Regions from separate parts of the Homo sapiens genome. Here region 2 is linked to region 1. A link is an interaction called in ENCODE POLR2A ChIA-PET data of the cell type or tissue named here. Cell type or tissue: PC-9. All regions are shown on one strand.

Evidence for each region. Peaks named below come from ENCODE experiments on the same cell type or tissue, not always from the same donor. Only the 100,000 strongest peaks of a DNase experiment are listed, where the experiment ranks them.
Region 2: POLR2A ChIA-PET joins it to region 1 with 22 read pairs; 1 of 35 experiments calls an interaction of 5 or more read pairs at or near these places.

Annotation. Positions count from the first base shown.
Region 1 is chr20:34,902,853-34,910,852 of GRCh38, forward strand. The region is part of intron 2 of ACSS2 (acyl-CoA synthetase short chain family member 2); the gene reads left to right. Among named protein-coding and RNA genes, the nearest start is that of ACSS2, 30 kb to the left of the region's middle. In PC-9, no CTCF peak of the experiment used is centred here; a DNase peak (open chromatin) is centred at 4,919; H3K4me3 peaks cover 354 bases; H3K27ac peaks cover 5,157 bases.
Region 2 is chr20:35,572,255-35,580,254 of GRCh38, forward strand. It overlaps the pseudogene FER1L4. Among named protein-coding and RNA genes, the nearest start is that of ERGIC3, 34 kb to the left of the region's middle. RefSeq lists a silencer at 4,752-4,914. In PC-9, no CTCF peak of the experiment used is centred here; DNase peaks (open chromatin) are centred at 3,907 and 6,367; H3K4me3 peaks cover 674 bases; H3K27ac peaks cover 3,665 bases.

The DNA.
Region 1 (8,000 bases):
GTAGCTGAAACTATAGGCATGTGCCACCACACCTGGCTATTTTTTTTTTTTTTTTTTTTTAGTAGAGAGAGCATTTCGCTATGTTGCCCAGTCTGGTCTCGAACTCTTGGGCTCAAGCAATCCTCCCACCTTGGCTTCCCAAAATGCTGGGATTACAGGCATGAGCCACCATGCCTGGCCAATTTATGTTTTTAATAGATCATTCTGTGGCCGGGTGCAGTGGCTCATGCTTGTAATCCCAGCACTTTGGGAGCCAAGGCAGGCAAATCACTTGAGGTCAGGAGTTCGAGACCAGACTGGCTAACATGGTAAAACTTCATCTCTACTAAAAATACAAAAATTAGCCAGGCATGGTGGCATGCACCTGTGGTCCCAGCTACTTGGGAGGCTGAGGCAGGAGAATCATTTGAACCCGGCAGGCAGAGGTTGCAGTAAGTCAAGATCACACCACTGCATTCCAGCCTGGGTGACAGACTGAGACTCTCTCAAAAAAAAAAAAAAAAAAGATCACAGATCATGCTGGGTGATGTGTGGACTGGAAGGGAACAAGAGTGAAGTGGGAAACCAGTTAGGTGGGCATTGTGGTCATCCAGGCAAGAGATGAAGGTAGCTTGACCGGGGTGGAGACAATGAAGATACAGATTTTTGAGACTTGCTATCACATCTCTCAATATCTTCTCTTCCACAAAATAAACAGTTCAGTGTTCCTCTCATCTCCTCTCATAACAGGTTTGGTGTCTCTTCTCACCTGGGTGTTTCTCCTCCTGTTTCTCCTCCATCTGATTCCTCTGTAAAGAACTCAGTCTTTCCCTCAGCTGTTTCTTCCTATCCTGTGCCTTGCTTGTAGTTCTAGGGAATTAAAATCTTCAATTCAATGACTATCGTTCTCATATAAAGAGGGGAGCTGGGTGCAGTGGTGCATGCCTGTAGTCCCAACTACTCTGGAGGCTGAGGTGGGAGAATCATTTGAGCCCGAGAGTTTAAGACCAGCCTGGGCAACATAGTGAGACATTGTCTCAAAAAAAAAAAAAAAAAAAAAAGTTGGGGGGTAGCACCAGTCTTCCCTGTCATTAGTCAATTACCAGTCTTTCAATTATTCAACCATGACCCTCGAATACCTATTGTGCCAATTGTGCTTGGAGGAGACAGAGAAGAAGACATGATCTCTGCCCTCCAAGAGCTCAGGGTATAATGGGAAAGATAAGGCCCAAATAAATATAATAAAAGCTAGAAAAACAGATCACAAAGAAAGTGAGATAAAGGGCTTTGGGAGGAAGAAAGAACTTTTAGCTTTTGGGTAGGTGAGAAAAAGAGAAACTAACAAAAATTTCATGGAAAATGTTAATTCAGAGAACCTGGGGCTGGAGAGGAGCGCAGGGAGTATTTTTTTTTTTTTAATGTGGTGATCAAAGATAACCTTACTGAGAAGCCAACATTTGAGCAACGACTCAAAGATAGGGAATAAGTCATGTGGCTATCTAGGGAAAGAACATTCCAAGTAGAGGGCAAAGGCTCTGAGGTTAAATGTTCTTGGTGCTTTTGCCAAACACTGGGGAGGCCGTTTGGCTGGAGCAGAGGGAAAGGGAGAGGAAGAGAGAATAGTTGTATGTGAGGACAGAGAGGAAATGAGGGACTAGATCATGTAGGCCATTGTGAGGACTTTGACTTTTACTCAAAATGAAATGGGAAGTGATCTGAGCATTCTGAGCAGAAGGGTGACATAATCTGAACTACCTAATGGTAGTTTTGGACTAGGATGGTAGAAATAGATGTGAAGAGAGGTAGTCTAATTCTAAATGGATTTTGAATCAATAATGGGTTAAAGTAAATTTCGAGAGTGTGAGAATGAAGTAGTTGGAGAAGACTCCTTGGAGGAGGTTCCCTAGGGGAAGAAGATGAGAAGGACTAGTGACTGTGTACCATGGGTTGTCACACCAACCATATGGCCTCCAGGTGAAGGAAAAGTAGTTTGGTTTATACCAAGGGTTCCCCATGTTATCCCACCAGCTAAATTTCTCATTAATAGTTTTGTTTGATTCACAGTGTTTAAACCTTTTTTTTTTTTTTTTTTTTTTGGTAGGCAGGGGCGAGACAGGGTCTCTGTTGCTAGGCTAGAGTATAGTAGCATCAACGTGGCTCACTGCAGCCTTGACCTCCCGGGCTTATGTGATCCTCCTATTTTAGCCTCTCGAGTAGCTGGGACCATAGGCATTAGCTACCATGCTTGGCTAATTATAAAATTTTTTGTAGAGACAAGTTCTCACCATGTTGCCCAGGCCAGTCTTGAACTCCTGTCCTCAAACAGTCCTCCTGCTTTGCCCTCCCAGAGTGCTGGTATTATGGCATGAACCACTGCAACTGGCCTTAAAGCTTTAAAAAAATTAGTGGTCAACACATATAAATTCAGAAGTTTTTTTTTTTTTTTTGAGACGGAGTCTCGCTCGGTCGCCCAGGCTGGAGTGCAGAGTGCAGTGCAGTAGTGTGATCTTGGCTCACTGCAAGCTCCACCTCCTGGGTTCACGCCATCCTCCTGCCTCAGCCTCCCGAGTAGCTGGGACTACAGGCGCCCGCCACCACCCCCGGCTAATTTTTTGTATTTTTAGTAGAGATGGGGTTTCACCGTCCTCTCGATCTCCTGACCTCATGATCCGCCCGCCTCAGCCTCCCAGAGTGCTGGGATTACAGGCGTGAGCCACCGTGCCTGGCCAATTCAAAAGTTTTGACAAAAATAGATTCCAGGCTGCTATTGAAAAATCGAAAAAATTGACAACATTGAGCCCTGATTCCTAGCAAGCAAAAGCTGACAGGAACCAAGTTTAGGTACTAGATGCCTCCTTTTGCCAGAGCATGCATTTGCCAGTTTTCCTGTCCTTCCCCTTCCCTATTGTTCCCCTGAAACTGAGGCTAAGGTTTATTATACATGTGCTGCTGTTTTCTTATAGGGAAGTGGAAAGGGAACTATTTCTTATCTTTATCATATATTTTCTTTCATGTGGTCCACTTATTTACATTCCGTGCCTAGATCCTGCCAATTTTTGAGCTTGCAGCTCCTGGTGTAGAGGAAAGAGGCCTGGACCTTAAGTCGTGGTCCCTGCTCTGCTGTGGTAACCCACCCTGTGATGCCAAGCATAGCTAATAGCCTCTTTGGATCTCAGAGTTAAGAGACTAAATTGGATGTTCTTTTAAGAGTTCTGATATCCTGGCCGGGCGCGGTGGCTCACACCTGTAATCCCAGCACTTTGGGAGGCCGAGGCGGGTGGATCACAAGGTCAAGAGATTGAGACCATCCTGGCTAACACGGTGAAACCCCGTCTCTACTAAATATACAAAAAATTAGCTGAGCGTGGTGGCAGGCGCCTGTGGTCCCAGCTACTCGGGAGGCTGAGGCAGGAGAATGGCGTGAACCTAGGAAGCACAGCTTGCAGTGAGCCGAGACTGCGGCACTGCACTCCAGCCTGGGTAACAGAGCAAGACTCCGTCTCAAAAAAAAAAAAAAAAAAGAGTTCTGATATCCTAGAGGGCTTGGGATTTTGCAGTAGGCCAATACCCTGCCCCTCACCTTTCCCAACCAGCCAGGGGCCCCAGCCTGGTGTGTATGTCAGAGAAAGAAGACACTGGAATGAGTAAGGTGCTTATATCAATAATGTATAACTTGAGCCCATAGCCAAGGAGAGGAATGCACACTGTGGTGTGTGTGTGTGTGTGTGTTTCACGGTTGGAAGTGGGCTCAAATAAGTTGTACTTGCATAGGTTGTGCTTATTTCTTCTTGTGCACTCTCTATGTACTAGGCTGTACTTGAGGTGCTAGGGATGTAGCAGTGAAGAAAACAAATAAGATCTCTGCTGTCAGCTGGGTGCAGTGGCTCACGCCTGTAATCCCAGCACTTTGGGAGGCCGAGGCAGGCGGATCACCTGAGGTCAGGGGTGTGAGACCAGCCTGGCCAACATCTTGAAACCCCGTCTCTACTAAAAATACAAAAATTAGCCAGGTGTGATGGTGGGTGCCTGTAATCCCAACTACCTGGGAGGCTGAGGCAGGGAGAATTGCTTGAACCCTGGAGGCGGAGGTTGCAGTGAGCCGAGATCGCACTATTGCACTCCAGCCTGGGTGACAGAGCGAGACTCCATCTCAAAAAAAAAAAAAAAAAAAAAGATCTCTGCTATCATGGAGCTTATATTCCAGTGAAGAAAACAGATAATATATAAGTAATTAACATACATGAGATAATTTCAAATAATGGAACGTTTCATGAAAAAAATAAAACAGAATGTGTTTTTTTTTTTTGAGACAGTCTTGCCCTGTCACCCAGGGTGGAGTGCAATGGCGCAATCTCAGCTCACTGCAACCTCCATCTCCTGGGCTCAGGTGATCCTCCCACCACAGCCTCCTGAGTAGCTGGGTTTACAGGCATGCGCCACCATGCCCGGCTAATTTTTGTCTTTTTAGTAGAGTTGGGGCTTCGCCATGTTGGCCAGGCCGGTCTCAAACTCCTGGCCTCAAGTGATCTACCCACCTCAGCCTCCCAAAGTGTGGGATTACATGTGTGGCACCTGGCAAAACAGAATGATTTGATAGAGAGTTTCTGAAGGGGCACACTGTGCACATAGGTGGCTACATGTATATGGTGGTTGTACTTGCAGATACAGATAAGTCCATGTTTGAATCCTGGGTGCATATATTTATCCTTGTTTGTGCCTATGTGTGCAGATGGGCAGCTTTTATGCCTAGAATGTTTGTATATTTATATGTGATTTTATACAAGTGAGCGCACATAGGTGAGTTGGTATGTGGTTTGCATATGGGGACACATGTGCTTGGGTATGTATATGTTGGCATTCAGCCATAACCGGAGACGTTCTGAAGTTCCTGTGGCACTTGTCAGTGAGCCAGTTAAGGAAATGGCTTTTCTGCCTCTGGCATTCAGGGCCGTTTGCCAGCTTCCTCTCTCCCTGTTCTTTCCCACTTTAGTAAGCTCCCTGTGTTTGGCTTCTCTCATCCCTAGGAGGGTTAAAGCCTACTGACTCATCGAGCCAGGAACTGGAAAAAGGCTGATAATCTTCTGTGTGACCTCTGTTAGTAAGAAAAGGCCTGGCTTCCCTGCCAGTCCCTGTCCTTCACACTATGAGGGAGAGTCCTGACTTGAAATCAGAAGACCTGAGCATCTATTCTTGGCTCTGCCACTTATTATTGTGTGACCAATAATCTCTCTAGGTTTCAGTTACCTCCTTCATAAGTGCTCTGTGCAGTAAGGAAGGAGAGGGGAAGCAATGGTCTGTGGTGCTAAGGGAGAGCCAGATGGTGCTGGTGTCTGAAGGAGGAGGGAGAATATTCTGAGCAGGGGCAATGATGTGGCCAAAAGCGTGGAGGTGGACCTGAACTTGCCAAGGGAAACCAGGGATCCACTTACAGTAAAATTCAAACTTCTTACTATTGCCTACAAGGCTCTACGTGATTTGGCTGCTGCCTACCTCTCATTCTTACCCAACTTCTTGCTCACTGAAATCTAGCCATACTGTCTTTCTTTCTTTCTTTGAAAAGGTCTCAGTGCCTTTTCACTTGATGCTCCTTTTCCCCAGAATACTCTTCCCAAGAATTAGTATGATTGCCTACCTCTCATTATTCAGGTCTTGGCTCAAATATCACCTCTCCAGAGAGAGGCCTTCCAGGACCATCTTATTTAAAGTAGTTGTTCCCTAATATTTATCAATATTTAAAATGCACACATCAGCCAGGCACGGTGGCTCACGCCTGTAATCCCAGTACTTTGGGAGGCCAGGGCAGGTGGATCACCTGACGTCAGGAGTTCAAGACCAACCTGACCAACATGGTGAAACCCCATCTCTACTAAAATGCAAAAATTAGCCAGGTGTGGTGGTGCACGCCTGTAATCCCAGCTACTCAGGAGTCTGAGGCAGAAGAATTGCCTGAACCCAGGAGGCGGAGGTTGCAGTGAGCCAAGATCGCGCCATTTTACTCCAGCCTGGGCAACAGGAGCAAAACTCCATCTTGGGAAAAAAAAAAAAAAAAAGCACACATCTCTTGAACCAACAGGTCCACTTCTGGTAATTCATCCTACAGATATACTTGCAGGTGAGTAAAGTGACATAAAAATAAAAATATTCATTGAAGCATTTATTTGTTAAATAAATTACAGTACATACAAATAGTGGAATATTTTGCAGCTGAGAAAGATAATGAAATAGCTCTTTAAGCTTGGCACCGTGGCTCACACCTGTAATCCCAACACTTTGGAAGGAAGGCTGAGGCAGGAGGATTGGAGGATCACTTGAGGCCAGGAGTTCCAGACTAGCCTGAGCAACATAGTAGGATCCTGTCTTTGCAAAAAAAAAAAAAAAAAAAAAAAGGTAGCCAGACATGGTGACTCTGGCCTGTAGTCCCAACTGCTCAAGAGGCAGAGGTGGGAGGATCACTTGAGTCTGGGAGGTTGAGGCTGTAGTGAGCTGTGATGGTGCCACTGCACCCCAGCCTGAGTGACAGAGTGAGACCCTGTCTCAAAAACAACAACAACAACAAATAAAAAAGAGAAATAGTTCTTTAAGTCTTGGTGAAGAATGATATCAAGGTATATTGTTAAATTTGAAAAATCAAGATGATCAATTTCTACACATAAGATTTGTGCATTTTATTGAATGCATATAATAATTAACAAAAGATACAGAATAGTGTGTATTGTATGCCATCATTTGTGTAGAAAAAATGAGACTATGTAAACAAATGCATGTAGTATATATGCTTGTCTGACAGACCTGTCCCTTAAGTAGAGCAGTTCTTCCTACCCCTGTTACCCTGTGCTTGACTGGGGACTATGAGGTGTTCATCTCTTTTCTGAACAACATTAAAATCCTTTTTTTTTTTTTTTTGAGACAAAGTCTTACTCTGTTTCCCAGGCTGGAGTGCAGTGGTGTGATCGCCGCTCGCTGTAGCCTTCACCTTCTGGGTTCAAATGATCCTCCCGCCTTAGCCTCCCAAGTAGCTGGGACTACAGGCGTGCACCACCATGCCCGGCTAATTTTTGTATTTTTAGTAGAGATGGGGTTTTGCCATGTTGGCCAGGCTGGTCTCAAACTCCTGACCCCAGGTGATCTGCCTGCCTTGGCCTCCCAAAGTGCTGGGAATACAGGTGTGAGCCTCTGTGCCTGGCCAAATTTTTTTTTTTTTTTTTTTTAAACAGAGTTTCACTCTTGTCGCCTAGGCTGGAGTGCGATGGCACGGTCTCAGCTTGCTGCAACCTCCATTTCCCGGATTCAAGCGATTCTCCTGCTTCAGCCTCCTGTAAAATTCAGTTTTTTAACATTCAATTTTCAAATTTTGGTCTTCAATGATATCTCAAGGGTCTTATTAAAGATCATAATGATACAGACTTCTTGCAAAGTAATTATTTTGGTCATTCCACACTAGTTGAATTACCCTAGCCCTGTGTCCTACAAAGAATGGTCCTGTCTGAATATTGATTGTTTCTGGAAAGTCACACAGAATATTGGTAACTGTTTTGCCCTGGGCATGGTGGCTCACGCCTGTAATCCCAGCACTTTGAGAGGCTGAAGCAGTTTTGCTTGAGGCCAGGAGTTTGGAGACCACCCTGGACAATATATCGAGACTCTGCCTCTATGAAAAATTTTAAAATAAAAAAATTAGCCAGGTGTGGTAGCATGTGCCCGTAGTCCCAGCTACTCAGGAGGCTGAAGTAAGAGGATTGCTTGAGCCCAGGAGTTGGAGGCTGCAGTGAGCTATGATTGTGCCTCTGTACTCCAGCCTATCAATAGAGTGAGACCCTGTCTCTAAAAAACAAATCACAAAACCCAAACTGTGGTTTGCCAGTAGGCAGGGTGATTGGGAGATAGGAGTGGGGAGAACACTTCTCATTATGTATCTTTTTATGTAGTCCCACTTGTATGTATTACTTATTCAAAAAAATCATAAAATTGGAAAAAAACCACTAAGGGAAACATTTATTTATTTATTTTTTGAGACAGGGACT
Region 2 (8,000 bases), 670 kb after region 1:
ATTCTCCCGCCTCAGCCTCCCGAGTAGCTGGGACTACAGTGCCCACCAGCATGCCCAGCTAATTTTTTGTATTTTTAGTAGAGATGGGGTTTCACCATGTTAGCCAGGATGGTCTCGATCTCCTGACCTCATGATCTGCCTGCCTCGGCCTCCCAAGTGCTGGGATTACAGGCGTGAGCCACTGCGCCCGGCCGACTGGAAAGTATTTCAAAGTAGCCAGTGTAAACATGTTCACAGAACTGAAGGCAAGCTTGATTAGAGAAGTAAAGGAAGGTATGATGATAACGTTGCATCAAATAGAGAATATCAATAAAGAGATATACATTTTTTTTTTTGTTTTTGAGAGAATCTCACTCTGTCACCCAGGCTCGAGTGCAGTGGTGTGATCTCAGCTCACTGCAACTTCTGCCTCCCAGGTTCAAGCAATTCTCCTGCCTCAGCCTCCCAAGTAGCTGGGACTACTGGCACATGCCACCACACCCAGCTAATTTTTTGTATTTTTTTTAGTAGAGACGGGGTTTCACCGTGTTAGCCAGGATGGTCTCGTCTCCTGACCTCATGATCCACCCGCCTCAGCCCCCCAAAGTGCTGGGATTACAGGCATGAGCCACCACACCCAGCCAAGCCATACATTTTTTTAAAAAGAACCAAATGAAAATTCTTGAGTTGAAAAGTACAATAACTAAAATTTAAAATTCACTAGAGAGGCTCAATAGTAGATTTGAACAGAAGAAAGAATTGGCAAACTTGAAGCTAGATCAAAAGCGATTATGTAAGCTGAAGAACAGAGAGAAAAGAGAAAAAAGAAAAATGAAATAGAGCCTCAAACAAATGTGGAACACCATTAAGTACACCAACACACGTATAATGGGAGCATTAGGAGGAGACAGAGAGCTGGGTGCAGTGGCTCACGCCTGTAATGAGGCAGGCGGATCATTTGAGGTCAAAACTTTGAGACCAGCCTGGCCAACATGGTGAATGAAACCCCATCTCTAAAATTAGCCAGGCATGGTGGTGTGTGCCTATAGTCCCAGCTATTCCGGAGGCTGAGGTGGGAGAATCACTTGAACCCAGGAGGTGGAGGTTGCAGTGAGCTGAGATTGTGCCATTGCAGTCCAGCCTGGGCAACAAGAGTAAGACTCCATCTCAAAACAACAACAAAAAAAGAAGGCAGGCTGGGCACGGTGGCTCACACCTGTAATCCCAGCACTTTGGGAGGCCCAGGCGGGCGGATCACCGGAGGTCGGGAGTTTGAGACCAGCCTGACCAACATGGAGAAACTCTGTCTCTACTAAAAATACAAAATTAGCAGGATATGGTGGCACATGCCTGCAGTCCCAGCTGCTTGGGAAGCTGAGGCAGGAGAATCCTTTGAACCTGGGAGGCAGAGGTTGCAGTGAGCCAAGACAGTGCCATTGCACTCCAACCTGGGCAACAAGAGCGAAACTCCGTCTCAAAAAAAAAAAAAAAAAAGAGCTAGAGAGAGAGAAAAGAAGAAAAAAGAAAGTCTGAATATCCAATACTATCATTACTTTTGTTGTTGTTGAGACAGAATCTTGCTCTTGTTGCCCAGGCTGGAGTGCAATGGCACAATCCTGGCTCACTGCAACCCCCACCTCCCAGGTTCAAGCAATTCTCCTGCCTCAGCCTCCCAAGTAGCTGGGATTACAGGTGCCTGACACCACACCCAGCTAATTTTTGTATTTTTAATAGAGACAGGGTTTCACCATGTTGGCCAGGCTGGTCTTGGACCCCTGGCCTCAGACTCCCAAAGTGCTGGGATTACAGGCGAAAGCCACTGTGCCCAGCCTCATTACTTATTCTGTTGCCCCAATTTTTCAAGTCTTAACCATTAGGAGCTCCTTCAGGTTGGCTCCTGTGTTCATTCTTTCATCAAGCCCCCATCCTTTTTTGAGCACTTCCTTACTCCTGCCCCACAAGATGCTCCAGATTTGACTTATATTTTCCCAGTCCTAGTCCTGGAATCAACTCCAAGGAGTCCTTAATCCTTTTATTAAATAATGGTTTTTAGAAACCAAAATCTGGGCACCTGGTTTGCTCACTGCTACTAGGATGTTGTTGATTCTAGGCCTTCTCAGCAAACGGAGATAGCAAACATGAATAACATAATCCACATATATATACACATATCTATATTTCTGTATCTTTCCATCTGTGTATATTTAAAAACATGAGTTTATACAGATACTTCTGTTTCTGATCTAATACCACAGCATTCATTTAATCCCCTTTCCTTATCTGTAACTTCTTTCTCCAACAGTAAGAAACCTGGTTCTCATTATCTACAATATAGTTTACTTATTCATGTATACCAGTATACACATAATATAGTTTCAGAATTGCTAACACATACTTCTAACTAGATGACAGCATTTATGTTCAGCTCTCTTTATCTTTAGTTTAGTTGGTTTTTTGTTTTGTTTTTGTTTTTTGTGACAAGCTCTCTCCCTGTCATCCAAGCTGGAGTGCAGTGGCACAAGCTTGGCTCACTGCAACCTCCTCCTCCCAGCTTCAAACAATGCTCCTGCCTCAGCCTCCAAAACAGCTGGGACTACAGGCACGTGCCACCATGCCCAGCTAATTTTTGTATTTTTAGTAGAGACGGGGTTCACCCTGTTAGCCAGGCTGGTCTCAAACTCCTGACCCTCAGGCGATCCACCCAATTTAGGCAATCCACCTGCCTCAGCCTCCTGAAGTGCTGGCATTACAGGCATGAGCCACCACACCCAGCCACATCCAGCTAGTTTTTTAATCTTTTGTAGAGATGGAGTCTCACTTTGTTGCCCAGGCTGGTCTTGACCTCCTGGGCTAAAGTGATCCTCCTGTCTTGGCCTCCCAAAGTGCTGGGATTACAGGTGTGAGCCACTGCACCAGGCCCATCTAGAGTTTTATAGAGCCCTGTCAAATTACTGTTTTCCAGAGTTACTTGGTTTTGTTCTTCACTTCCTTCAGTGTGGTTATATTGTTCATTTGTAATACAGTGAGGGTCATTTGTTAGTGTTTGTATTCCATGTTAGGTTTCCTCAACACTGTGATTGCTTTTAATTTTCTGTCTATTGTAGGGGCATGTGAAACACTGCTACAGTTCTAAGAGTCAGAGGTATACAAAAAGATCTACTTTGAGAAGTGTCATTTTTGTCCTCATTCTCGCAACCCTGACCCCTTTCCCCCTTTCGTTCCATCCCTTTGCCACTCACTTTCTTTTTTGTTTTTTTTTTTTGGAGACGGAGTCTCGCTCCGTCACCCAGGCTGGAGCGTGGTGGCGCAATCTTGGCTTACTGCAACCTCCGCCTCCTGGGTTCAAGTGATTCTCCTGCCTCAGCCTCCCGAGTAGCTGGGACTACAAGCATGAGCCACTATGCTCAGCTAATTTTTGTATTTTTAGTAGAGATGGGGTTTCACCATGTTGGTTGGCCAGAATGGTCTCGATCTCTTGACCTCGTGATCCACCCGCCTCGGCCTCCCAAAGTGCTGGGATTACAGGCGTGAGCCACCACAACCGGCTCCGAGATATCTTTAAGAATACTTCAAGGCCCTGCTGAACTCAGTATGAAAACTGCACCAATGGACAAAGTTGGACAAAGGTATTTGGTAACAAGCCTTCTGAAGCCTGAGATTCAGCCCTGTTCTCATCCTAGAATTATACGTGCCATTCTACAGGACTAGAACTACAAACAGGGGTCAGGAGACCAACTCCCAATTCTGGTTCTGCCATGAACATGCTTTATAACCCTAGGGGATCTCCTAAATTTGTGGATTCAATTTCTCACCTGAAAAATGAAGAACTTGAACTCTGTGATCACGAGGTTCCTCCCAAAGCCTTCCTTCTGTAGGTTTTGTGTACATTACCTTAGCTATAGTTGGAGGCGTGCCAGGGCTATGGAGACTCACCTTTACAACATACACTCTGACCAGGAGCTTGATGGGCCGGTTCTGTGGGATCCCCCGGGAGATCTGGGGCTCAGAGAACAACACTGCCTCTGATTCAGGGTAAATGAGGAAGGAGCCCTGAGTTGGGGGGAGACAGAAAAAGCTCTGGTAAGATAATTGTCCTCCTGAATCCCCACCTGGGCTCCCTGGTTCCGCTTTCCTTCCCCAAATGTACCTTGAACTTGCCCACAAGGTGTCCAGATCCTTCCTCTTCTCCACCTCCATCCTGGCCCCCTTGCCCTCGGTACAGAGGAAACACATTCAGCCAGTCTTCAAAGTGGTTAAATTCTTCCTTCAGGGACCTGTTGTAGATCTAAAAGGCAAGGACTTCAGCAACAGCCCGATGTCCAGAATCCAAAGGAGACTTTCCTCTTCCCAGTACCCAGTCACCTTCAGGGTGGCAACTGCTTTTTTTGGGGACACAGTGCCTTTGACTTCAGCCTCACCCTGGTCTTGGATCTCCCCAACCATAGAAATGAGGTTGACCCCATCTGGAAACAGCAAAAATGCCCCAGTCAGAAATATCTGGGTGGGTAGGGGATGGGCAGATGGAACCAGAGCAAAAAGCCCAATCTGTTACCTGAATCTCCAGGATCATCCATTTCATCTTCATCAAAGTTGTGCTGAAATTAAAGAGCAGATCCAGAGATTCTTCCCCATCCCCTTCAACCCCTTAGTCTACCCCCTTTTCCAGGAGAGTTGGGAAACCTTCACTCAAGTTCCCACTGTGTATGCCACTTGCATTTTTAAAGCTCCAATTTATCATCCAGCCTGCCCTGTCTAGGGCAGTCACCACCAGCCACACGTGGCTACTGAGCAGTCAAAACGTGGCTAGTCTGAATTGCAATGTGCTGTAAGTGGCCAGGCTTGGTGGCTCATGCCTGGAATCCCAACACTTTGGGAGACTGAGGTGACTACTTGAGGCCAGGAGTTCGAGATCAGGCTGAACAACACAGTGAGAACCTGTCTCTATGAAATAAATGCTTTTTAATTTTTATTTATTTATTTTTGAGACAGACTCTTGCTGTGTAGCCCAGGTTGGAGTGTATTGGTGTGAACATGGCTCACTGTAGCCTCAACCTCCGAGGCTCAAGTGATCCTCCCACCTCAACCTCTTGAGTCGCTGGGGCCACCGGCGTGTACCACCATGCACAGCTACTTGTTTTCATTTTTAGTAGAGATGGTGTCTCACCATGTTCCCCAGACTGTTCTCAAACTCCTGGCTTCGAGTGATCCTCCCACCTCAGACTCCCAAAGTGCTGGGATTACCGGCATGAAACACCACACCCAGGAAAAAAAAAGTTTGTAATTAGCTGAGTGTAGTGGTATGTACTTATGGTCCTAGCTACTGGGGAGGCTGAGGTGGGAAGATCACTTGAACCCAGGAGTTTGAGACCAGTCTGGATAACAGATAAAGACCCCATCTCTAAAAATAAAAAGAAAAGAAAGAAAAAGATGTGCGATAAGTATAAAATAAAAACCGGATTTTTAAATACTTAGTACAAAAAACAAGAATGTAAAATATCTCAGAAATTTTATGATTACTTGTTGAAGTTTTTTTTTTTTTTTTTTTTTTTTTTGAGAGACAGAGTTTCACTCTGTCACCCAGGCTGGAGCACAGTCTCGGCTCACTGTAACCTCCACCTCCCAGGTTCAAGCGATTCTCCTGCCTCAGCCTCCAGAATAGCTGGGATTAACAGGTGCCCAGCACCACGCCCGGCTAATTTTTGTATTTTTAGTAGAGACGGGGTTTCGCCATGTTGGCCAGGCTGGTCTCGAACTCCTGACCTCAAGTGATCTGCCTGCCTCAGCCTCCCAAAGTGCTGGGATTACAGGCATGAGCCACTGTGCCCAGCCTTGAAATGGTATTTTGAATATATTACTAAAATTAATTTCACCTGTTTCGTTTTACTTTTTTTTTTTTTTTTTTTTTTGAGAGGGAGTCTCGTTCTGTCGCCCAGGCTGGAGTGCAGTGGCGCAATCTCGGCTCACTGCAAGGTCCGCCTCCCAGGTTCACACCATTCTCCTGCCTCAGCCTCCTGAGTAGGTGGGACTACAGGCACCCGCCACCATGCCCCGCTAATATTTTTTGTATTTTTAGTAGAGACGGGGTTTCACCATGTTAGCCAGGATGGTCTCAATCTCCTGACCTCGTGATCCACCCGCCTTGGCCTCCCAAAGCGCTGGGATTACAGGCGTGAGCCACCGCGCCTGGCCCCTTCTACTTTAATGTGGCTACTACAAAAGTTAAAATTACGTATGTGGCTCGTGTTATGTCTTTTGGACAACACAGCTCTAGATAATGGAGTTAATAATCCCCAGCTTCTAGAATTGTGAAGAAAAGAGGACTATAATGAAGAGCTCTGAAAAACTGTAGAGCTCCACCTTCAATGAGATCATTCTTGTTTTTTGTTTGTTTTTTGAGACGGAGTCTCACTGTCACCCAGGCTGTTGTGCAATGGCATGATCTCAGCTCACAGGAGCCTCTGCCTCTGGGTTCAAGTGATTCTCCTGCGTCAGCCTCCTGAGTAGCTGGGACTACAGGTGCGCGCCGCCATGCCTAGCTAAGATATCATTCTTTTTACCATTTACACCCCAGCCCCCTCCCTGGGACCCTTCTCTGCCCCCACCTGCCCCTGGAGCTCCTGCAGCGACGCATAGTACTTGGACCCCCAGTCGAGCTCCTCTGGATCTGGGATGTCTTCCTCCAGCCCAGGGCCTTGATTTAGGAGGCCTCCTAGTGGGAGCTTCTTCAGAGGAGGCTGAGGAAGAGCAGACTTTGTCCCTCTAACCCAGCACCATCCCAAGTACTGCCAGCCCCTTCACCATCTATCTCCTCTACCCCATCACCTTCAGGAGCTGTCTGGATATACCCGCTTCAGCCAAGAAGGGATCCAGGGACTTCTGTCCTGGGAGGGGGAAAATGGCAGCATGAGGAGAGTGGGTAAGTAGAAGTCAGATTCCACACCCCATCGGAGGGCCCTCTGGAGCCACGTCCACCAGGAATCAGAGGGGCTTCTGTCTGGTGTCCCTGAAGGAGAAGGTTCCTAACCTTGAGGTCCCTTGGGCATCATATCCCCTGTCTCCTCCATCTCTCCTTCCTCCTCAGGAGGATCCTCATGACCCCGAAATGTGAATCGCAGCATGTGGGGGACAATGTGGGAACCCACAAGGACTGTGTGGCCAAAGGCCCGGCGCTCAATCACCAAGATGCTGAGTGGAGGCTGCAAGTAAGGCTGCTCCGGCAAGTCCTGGGGGTGGAAGAGAGGAGCTGTGTCTTTGAAGACCTGGGGAACAGGGAAAGGTAGCCACAGAGACAGGTAGGAAAAAAAATACATCTAAACCTGCATTCTAAGCCCAGCTCTGCCATAGCCTCACTGTGTAATCTCTGGTAAACCATTGCCTTCTCATCCTGTTTCCTAGCTAAAAAAGGGACACAGGCCGGGCGCAGTGTCTCATGCCTGTAATCCCAGCACTTGGAGAGGCCAAGGTGGGCAGATCACAAGTTCAGGAGTTCGAGACCAGCCTGGCCAACGTAGTGAAACCCCATATCTACTAAAAATACAAAAATTAGCTGGGCGTGGTGGTGAGCACCTGTAATCTCAGCTACTCGGGAGACTGAGGCAGGAGAATCGCTTGAAAACAGAAGGTGGAGGTTGCAGTGAGCCAAGGTCACACCACTGTACTGCAGTCTGGGCAACAACAGCAAAACTCCATCTCAAAAAAAAAAAAAAAAAAAAAGGGACACAATCCTGGATTCAAAAGACTGTTGTAAATATCAAATGACATAATAGAAACATAAGTACTTTGGAGCCTACAAAGTGCTGTCAGAAGCTGGGCATGGTGGCTCATGCCTGTAACCCCAGCACTTTGGGAGGCTGAGGCAGGCAGACTGCTCAAACTCAGGAGTTCGAGACCAGCCTGGGCAACATGGCAAGACACCATCTGTACCAAAAATACAAAAAAATAGCCGGGCATAGTGGTGCGCACCTGTGGTCCCAGCTACTCAGGAGGTTGAGGTGGGAGGATCACTTGAGCCCAGGGGGCGG